Regions from separate parts of the Mus musculus genome. Here region 1 is linked to region 2. The links are chromatin contacts, found by Hi-C or POLR2A ChIA-PET in ENCODE. All regions are on one chromosome and are shown on one strand. The core of a region is the stretch at or near the end of the contact, and the rest is flanking DNA. Distances in the headings are between cores, read along the strand shown. Region 1 holds the start of Nagk (N-acetylglucosamine kinase). Region 2 holds the start of Paip2b (poly(A) binding protein interacting protein 2B).

Region 1 (4,194 bases), core at 1,474-3,973, 37 kb after region 2:
TAGGAAAGGGTGGAGGAAAGAAGACACAGACAAAAGACCAAGGTGAGGGGACGTGAAGCAAACAGCTTGGCTTGACATGCATGGGATCTGCTATGCCTGCATAGCTCCCTTGCATATCTGGTAAGAAGCCAGAGCCACAGCAGCCTGGGAGGGAAAAGAGCTAATATTTAAAGAGCCCTTCAGGCTAGAGGGTGCTTGAATCACATTATCTCATTTTCTCAACAACTCTTAGTATCTGTCTTCGCAAAAATGAGGAAACTGAGGCATAGGGAAGATGAGTGAATTAAGGTCCACTAAGTTGAGTGACAAAGCTGAGATTCAAATCAAGGTACCAGTGGGTCTCTGGAGCTCCATCCTCAGCTTTTAGATTATTACTGCAACCATAAGAATGGACAAGAGCAAAGGCTCTGGCCCTAGAGACCTTTTCTCTCGTCATGAAGTTCGCCTAGTCCTACTGGCCACCTGCCTGAGCAATGCTGATGGCCCAGGCTTCAGCTGACTCACCAGGCTTCGAAGGGGCACCAGAGGATCCACTCCAGCCTTCTGTTTGGCCCTGTCCACCATCTCATTGATCCTCTCCACACACTGGTCTGTGCCAATCAGCTGGCCCCAAGAGGGAAGGAGGAGTTAGAAAGGCTTGCAGGATCTGTGCTGCCCCTATCAGCTACTAAGAGACCCAGACACCACCTCTATCGGAGTTGAACAGTACATGAAGGCCAAGTTCTCTGGTCCCCTCAGGATGGCTTGCTTTCTTCTTCTTTTTTTTTTTTTTTTTTTTTTTTTTTTACCCAGTGGTTTGTGCTCAGTCCATCTGCTTCTGCCAGGATCTGCCCATCCTCAGAAAGTAAAAGGACTTTGGACCGTGTGCCTCCCCTACAAAACACAAGAGGGCACTCAGTCCTGATTGAATTCCACGCGGAGAGCCATGCTTGCATAGTAGTCTCTTACAAAAGTCTAGGGCAAAGACAGCTTCAGCAAACCCAACCTCTACTCCAAAAGCTACCTGTTTAGTGCCTGCTACACTCTGGAAAGAAAAAGGAGGCTTTGCTCCTTTTGCCTGGTAGGTCCTACTTCCTCTGCAAGGTCCCACTCACAGTCTGTCTCATGCAGGGCTTCTCCTTACATTAATAAGCTCTAGCTAGCAAAGACCGCTCTGAATCAAGAGTGTATTCCATTGTTTAGCTTCTCATGAGCTCCACTGGCTCCAGAGTGATGACCTATCCTCCTAACCTATCGTGAGCATGGCCCAAACGACTTATGGTAAATACGTCGGACGGAATAAGCAGACCTCTCACAACAGCTAAGGGTTACTTTGAGGACCTATCTTCTGACACCAGGGTCTTCAAGACACCTGTGAGAAACTATCACCAGTCAGGGAGAAACTCATACTGCCTTCAGCAACTAAGCCCTCCTGAGTTAAATCCCTGGGGTAAGTGGTACTTTAGAAGAAGGGTGATACGTGTAGGAGGATGTCCTACTGACCAATACTTTTTGTTGTTGTTGTTTTGTTTTGTTTTGTTTTTTTGTTTTTCAAGACAGGGTTTTTCTGTGTAGCCCTGGCTGTCCTGGAACTCACTGTGTAGACCAGGCTGTCCTCGAACTCAGAAATCTGCCTGCCTCTGCCTCCCAAGTGCTGGGATTAAAGGCGTGCGCCACCACCGCCCGGCTCTGACCAATACTTCTTGTAATAGACAATAAAGACTCGATCCAACTCAAAGAGTAGTACATCAAGAGTACATCCGAAGGGATATTAATGCATGAGACAGTAGATTAAAAATCCAAATTAATTTCTTGACAAACTGGGAAAAATAAGTTCTACCTTCCATATGAATATAACAAGGCTAAGTGCAAACTCCTACGCTGTGCTGAGGGTTTTTCCTTGTAAGGTATCATAAATAAAGCCAGGGGTCATCCGCTTTCGCAATTCACGGGAAGAGACTTCCGGGTAAATCAGCAGCAAGCAGCTAGGATACCAAATCTTCCTATCAGGTCCTGATTTGACACACCCAGTTCCACAAAATGCTTGTCACGCGCAGGGGACCGGATAAACCACCATCTTGCTCACTCTTGTCCTTGCCTTACGTCTCACCCAAAGCCATGCTTAGTAGAGCTACTTCCCAAAGTCAAGCAGACCAGCTTCTAAGCAGGAGAATATAGGAACCAAGGGCGTTCGGGGCCGACAGCAGTGGAGGGTCCGGAGCACCAAGATAAGACAGTGCTCTGGTGACAGCTGCTTAACTCCCGGGTTCCCTTGTGCATGAATCTCAGTCTCAGCTTCTGCCTCTTTCCCACGTCCACCCGCGACCGGCAACTTCCCACCTGACCCCCCAGCTCTGCACAACTCTCCAGGTTGACACAAGAGCCCTGTGGCAGAAAGGTGATGGCCGGGAGGGGCGTGGTCGCACCGTGGAGCACAAAGGCACCGGGCATGGTGTGGGCCGCCGCCCCCTGACCCGCCGCTCCCGGACGGACAGCCTTCGGCCGATCCAGCGCTCACCCTTCCACGCCACCATAAAGCGCGGCCATACTACCGTTGCCACCGCTGGTCCGCCGTAGCAACCTCGACCCTAGCCGTGACTTCGCTCCCGCCCACACGGGCACCGCCCCTTGTCATGTGACTACGACGCGCTTGCGTAGGGTGTGGATGCTACGTCCTCTCTCGCCCCTGCTGTCGCCTCCCGCAGCTTTCCCCTCCGGTTTTTTCTAGCCCGCCGTTCAAGTGACTGCTTCGCGAGGAGGCGGCACCCCAGCTGAGGCTCCTGGGAGGGTGTGTGAGGGCTGCCAAGGGCCAGCCGGAAGTAGCTGGCAGACGCGCGCTAACTGTGGGGTGCGCACGCGCAGACGCTTTTGGAGGCAAGCTCAGAGTCTGGCGGATGTGTCTGAGGACCAGGGCGGGAGCCAACGTCCAGACCACCCCACCCTGGCTCATGAGCGCACACTCTACCTTGTGCTGAGTACGCTGAGCAGGTCTCAGTGAGGCCCCAGGCTGCTGTCAGCTGAGGTTTGTGCGGCGGTGAGGATAGAGCCCAGGGTTTCATGTGTGTCAGGCTAGCGCTCTACAAGTGATCTGAGTCCAACTCTGTTCTTTCTGGACTGTATCTCGTCTGTATAACCCAGACTGGCATGGAATGCAATGCTGGCTCAGCATGCTAAAAACTGGCACTCACAGACCATATTTCACCTTCTGGCCACCACCTGCTCAACTCTAAACTGTGCAGTGGAACTGGAGGAAGAGAGGAAGATACCGTTAGGTCCTGTAGAAGAGTGACTCCTGCGTGTTTCCTCAGGCTCCAGGTTGTTCCAGCCCTACTTAAGAGGCAGCTTCAATAGCCAGGAGGACTGTCTGCTGCTCTTGACATTTCTTTGAGACTTCAGATGGAGTCTCCTTGGGGCTAGCATGTCTCTGTCCAACCTCGGACCTCTGAGCCTGCCTCCTGTGGAGAAATCTTGAACTGGGATCCTCTTTCCCTGTCAGATAATTGGGTCCGGTTGTGTTTTGATGTAAACAGTTGGGAAGGTGGGCACACAGAGCCTCATATATCCCAAACTCACCTCAGACTCTGGCTGAGGATGACCTTAAACTCCTGATTCTCCTGCCCCACCTCCCAAGTGCTAGGATGTTTTGGTGTAGGCTTGCTTTCTAAGGTTCCAGAGTGAATGAATTCTTTACCTCCTTTCTTACCTATGTGACTCAGTAAAGCACCAAATAATTCAAGAATAGAAATAACATTATTGCCTGATAGAGAAACTAGAGGGAAGTGAGACATTACCATTCACAGTACTTCAGAGCTGGAAAATGCTTCCTCCAACAACATCTTTAGAATCAAAGATAATTCCATAGGATTCTGATTGAATGGAAGTTTTGGCAAGAGTGTGATGTTGTGGGTGAATTCTGATGGAAAAGTTCCCTTTAGCACTGGTGTAATGAGTCTTGGGATCCATTTGTGACAGCGCTGATGTGCTTTTGTTCTGTTGTTTGAATCTTTTTGTAATGAGATTGCAAGTCACCAGGACTGGCCCTACACTCCTGAGGTGTCTGAGGCTGTCCTTGAATCCCAGTCTTTCTGTCTCCACCCCCTAAATGCTCGGATGAAAGGACCACACTGCCCTCCTGGCTTTGCATTACTTGTTTAGAAAGGAATACAGAGAGAAAGTTTGGTTTAAAGACAAGATTGACTTCTGAATTTGGGTGAG
Region 2 (4,070 bases), core at 242-2,741:
ATCTACATATTTTCATTATATAACTACTTGTTTACTAAACCTATATTTTGTGTTGTGATTGTAATTAGCACAGTGGGTAGGAGAAGACAGATGTATGAGAAGTTTTTTTATTTTTAATTCCACTTTAATAAAAAGATTTATGTGCACGAGTGTTTTAACTTCAAGTATGTATATGGATTCAGTACTCTGGAGGCCAGAAGAGGGCATCTAATTCCCTGGAGCTAGAGTTACTGGTGGTTGTAAGCCACCATGAGGTGCTGAAAACTGAACCTGTCTTCTGCAATAGCAGCAAATGCTCTTAACTGTTGATCCACCACTCCAGCCATCAATATCCTATCTTCTTTTTATGGACATAACTTAAAATTTGGATATTGTTTTAGTTAGGGTTTGTATTCCTGCACAAACATCATGGCCAAGAAGCAAATTGGGGAGGAAAGGGTTTATTCAGCTTACACTTCCACATTGCTGTTCATCACCAAAGGAAATCAGGACTGGAACTCAAGCAGGTCAGCAAGCAGGAGCTGGTGCAGAGGTCATGGAGGGATGTTACTTACTGGATTGCTTTCCCTGGCTTGCTCAGCTTGCTTTCTTACAGAACCCAGGACTACTAGCCTAGGTATGGCAGCACCCACAACAGGTCCTCCCACCCTGATCACTAATTGACAAAATGACTTACAGCCGGATCTCATGGAGGCATTTCCTCAAGTGAAGCTCCTTTCTCTGTGATAACTCCAGCTTGTGTCAAGTTGACACATAAAACTAACTAATACAAGGTATCTTAAACCCAAAGGACAGAACAAGTGTGTGTGTGTGTGTGTGTGTGTGTGAATGTGAGTGTGTGTCTTGTTTTTCTGAGACTTGGTCGCAATATGAGCTCAAGCTGGCCCTGAGGAATTTGTGATTTTCCTGCCTCAATCTTGAGCCTGCTGGGACTGAAAATGTCAAATTTGTTTCTAAAAACGTGGAAGCAACCCTTTCTGTTCTTCCAATCTCCCAAATAGTCCTAATTTTTAACCTCACGACTTAACACAGAAGCAAATTCCCGCTCTCAAAACTCATCTCTAACTAATGGACAGATGAGGAAATCCCTGAATCCTACTCCCTTTTCTAAAGTGATCTAGACAAGTGACACAGGCTTCCAGCTTAGCCAATGGATGAAGCGGGAGCAGAAGCCTTTGTAAACAAACCCGGAGTCCTTGCACTCTGGCTCCTCCCCAACATGGAGGTGATTCATCCTTGGCCTGGAAATCTAGGCGTGACCAATGCTTCTTCAGCCAATCAGAGCTGGGAGTCTCCATCGAGGGCGGAGCGAATGGACAGACGCTAAGACCAATCAAAAACTGGAACTTCTGAAAGAGCTGGGCGGGCATTGTTTCACATTTAGACCAATCAAAACCAGGTAAGTGAGCGGCATTCTCTGCTGTCCAATAGATGGACGGGGCGTTGTCCGGCAGCCAATGAATGGCGCTGGGGGGCGGGGCGAGACGCGCGTGTGAGGCCGAGGTACCTCGAGCGTTTGTGCGCCGAGGCTCGCGCTCTTAGGAGGCGGCGCTGTGCTGTGGTGCGGACCTCGGGGCGGCGTTGTCCGCGCGGCCAGGTGGGTTGAGGCGTCGGGGCTGGGATCGTCTGGCCACCCGGGACTGCGCACAGCCCCTCTACCCGCGGGCTGCCCGGGAGCGCGCACAGCCCCTTCCCAGCGCGGCCCGGGCCCAGGCCGTCCGACGCTCTGGCGCTCGCGGGCCAGCTCCTCTCACCTCATCCCTTTTCACCATCCTTGCTACGTATGACCTGCCGCCTCCTGGCGCCCCTCCTCTCTCTCGCCTTCTGAGACGTTCACTCTCAACCTCAGGATTTCAGCCTCATTTCCCCCGGAAACTAACACCTCTCACTTTGCTTTTTGTAGGCACCTGGAAGGGTGAAGGCGAGAGGCAGATGACGACGCTGAACACAGGCTCCGCAAGGTTCGGAACTGCAATGGGCTTGCTTAAACTCTCTCTGCCTCCCCTTCAATGCCATCTAATCCCACTCTTCTTCTAGAATCATTGTCCTCATAAAGTGCTTTTGCTCAAAACTGCTGAAAATGCAGGTGGAAAGGCTTGCCAGCAGCAACCAATTTGAAATCTGTTACGTGGAACGGGATGGAACGGGATTCTGACCCAGCTTAGAGCACTAATTTACACTATGAGGAAGGGCCTGGTCATCCCGGACGTCCGTAAGATACGGGATATATGTGATTATCACACACAGCCTCTGAGAGAATTACAACAGCCCAGAGGCGACCTTCAGCATTATCTTTACAGAGAATTTATTTGTTTATACCTCATAGTATGGCAGTGTTTGGCTTCCTGTGGTGGTTCTAACCATATGTTTCTAGATGGCCTTCCACACTGTCTCAAACCCAAATAAAAATATGCCAGACGTTTACTGCGAATAAATTAGCTTATCACTCATAGTTTTAACTGAGATTTTAGAAGTTGAGGAGTATTAGACAATAGGGGTTTTATTTTGGAAGCCAGAGGACATTGAGTATTGGAATACGTCTAGTACTTTAGGCAGAAAGGGAGAAAGAATAAGATATCTATCCATATCCAAAATTGCATTGTTCTCATGTTGTCATTTTCTTGGCTTTATATCTGGAATTGTTTTTCTTGGTTTTCAAAAAGGAAAATTAAGTCGTAGTTTAGCATCAGATTCACTGTTGTGGAGTTTGTAAGCTTTACTTTACTATTTTTCTTATCCAATTTGTAGCACATAACAGTATATAGTTCCTTGTGTTTTGCTGTGGTAAGATTTTTGTCGTAGTAGAGAAAGAAGTCTGTTAGAGGAAATTAAAATCAGTCTTTCCTCATAGGTGACAGCATTGCCTCGCAGGCCTTATGTTTGTGCCATATTTTTCACACTGGAAAGAGCGGAATCTTAAAACTGTTGTGATTTTTGTCAATTATAGCAGTTGTCTAAGTCATGGGTAAAATACGATCTCTGAGTTGGTCACTATAGTACGATCTCTGAGTTGGTCACTATAGTAAACTGTTGTAAGTCTGCATTTGAAAATCAAATGTACCTACCATGTCTTTGATAAATCTGTGCTTAGTGATCACTTGTTTGGAAATTTAGAAGATGGTAGCTTGTGCTTCCTTCCTTTGATCTTAAAGTTTAGTAGAGGAGAGACCTATAAGCCAAGAATTAAATGCACAGAGACTTCTGCTGTTCAGGATGTGGGACTGGAGAGAAGCCCTATCCTCCATGTTCCAACCTCAACTCATGTTCCCCTAGATTTCCTCAATTGCATTTCCTTAACCTTCGTGCCTTATGTAGATTATAATCTTACATCTTGAAAACCACTTATCATGTTAGATTTTGTTCCCTATATTTTATACAACAGAAAATGGTTTTCAGAGGTGTGATTTCCCACTAATAGGTGCCAGAGTTATATCGTAAACTCTGTCCATTTAACCCCAAAGCTAGAACTTTCAGCACAAAACTACCCACTATTGCTCTGTCCTCTGGCATCTCTGTATGAGCACCAAACCAACAGGGTCCAACTTTGACTTTTTCCACCTTAGCTGAGGACAAGGGCAAGAGCAAGTGTGCTGCTATCTACATATCCATGTGCACCACTTAGTTTTCTTTTTGTAACTGATACTTGACAAAGCCAGCTTAAGTCAAAAAGGAGTTGTTCTGGTTCACAGAGTGAAGGGTGTAGTCTACCGTCGCAGTAGGAGCTGGTCCCATTGCATCCACAGTCAGGATGTAGAGAGAGATGAATGCTCAGCCCACCACATGCACTCAAACGCATGAGCTTGGGGTGCTGCTGCTCACAGTCTGGGTGGGTTGGTTATCCCTCCTCCATTAAGCTTTTTGTCATACCCAGAGGCATATTTCCATGGTGATTCTAAATCTAGTCAAGATAGCAATGAAGATTAACCGTCACACCAAGAATGACTTCAAAGGCACCACCAGTATTAGTTTGGGGGTTATATGCAAATTTTAGCAAGAAAGAAGATTTACACCTAAGAATTGTACTTGTGAATGATCCCTAGACCTCATTTCCTGATACTCCCACTCCCAAG

Evidence for each region. Hi-C counts contacts between places; a loop is a spot of excess contacts on that map. ChIA-PET counts read pairs that join two places held with the same protein, here RNA polymerase II (POLR2A).
Region 1: a map of gastrocnemius shows a loop between it and region 2 (4-fold over the local background). The contact joins the promoter of Nagk here to the promoter of Paip2b in region 2. A Hi-C loop is called at or near these places in 4 of 37 maps with a recorded cell type or tissue (gastrocnemius and heart). POLR2A ChIA-PET finds 5 or more read pairs at or near these places in 4 of 5 experiments (Patski and embryonic stem cell).

The regions. Positions count from the first base shown.
Region 1 is chr6:83,793,586-83,797,779 of GRCm38, reverse strand. It overlaps Nagk (N-acetylglucosamine kinase), which reads right to left and starts at 2,723. Exons shown (of 10, transcript NM_019542.2): 1 at 2,498-2,723; 2 at 789-873; 3 at 505-603. The coding sequence starts at 2,526. It also overlaps the pseudogene LOC665004.
Region 2 is chr6:83,829,162-83,833,231 of GRCm38, reverse strand. It overlaps Paip2b (poly(A) binding protein interacting protein 2B), which reads left to right and starts at 1,491. Exons shown (of 5, transcript NM_146169.2): 1 at 1,491-1,597; 2 at 1,904-1,961. The coding sequence starts at 1,933.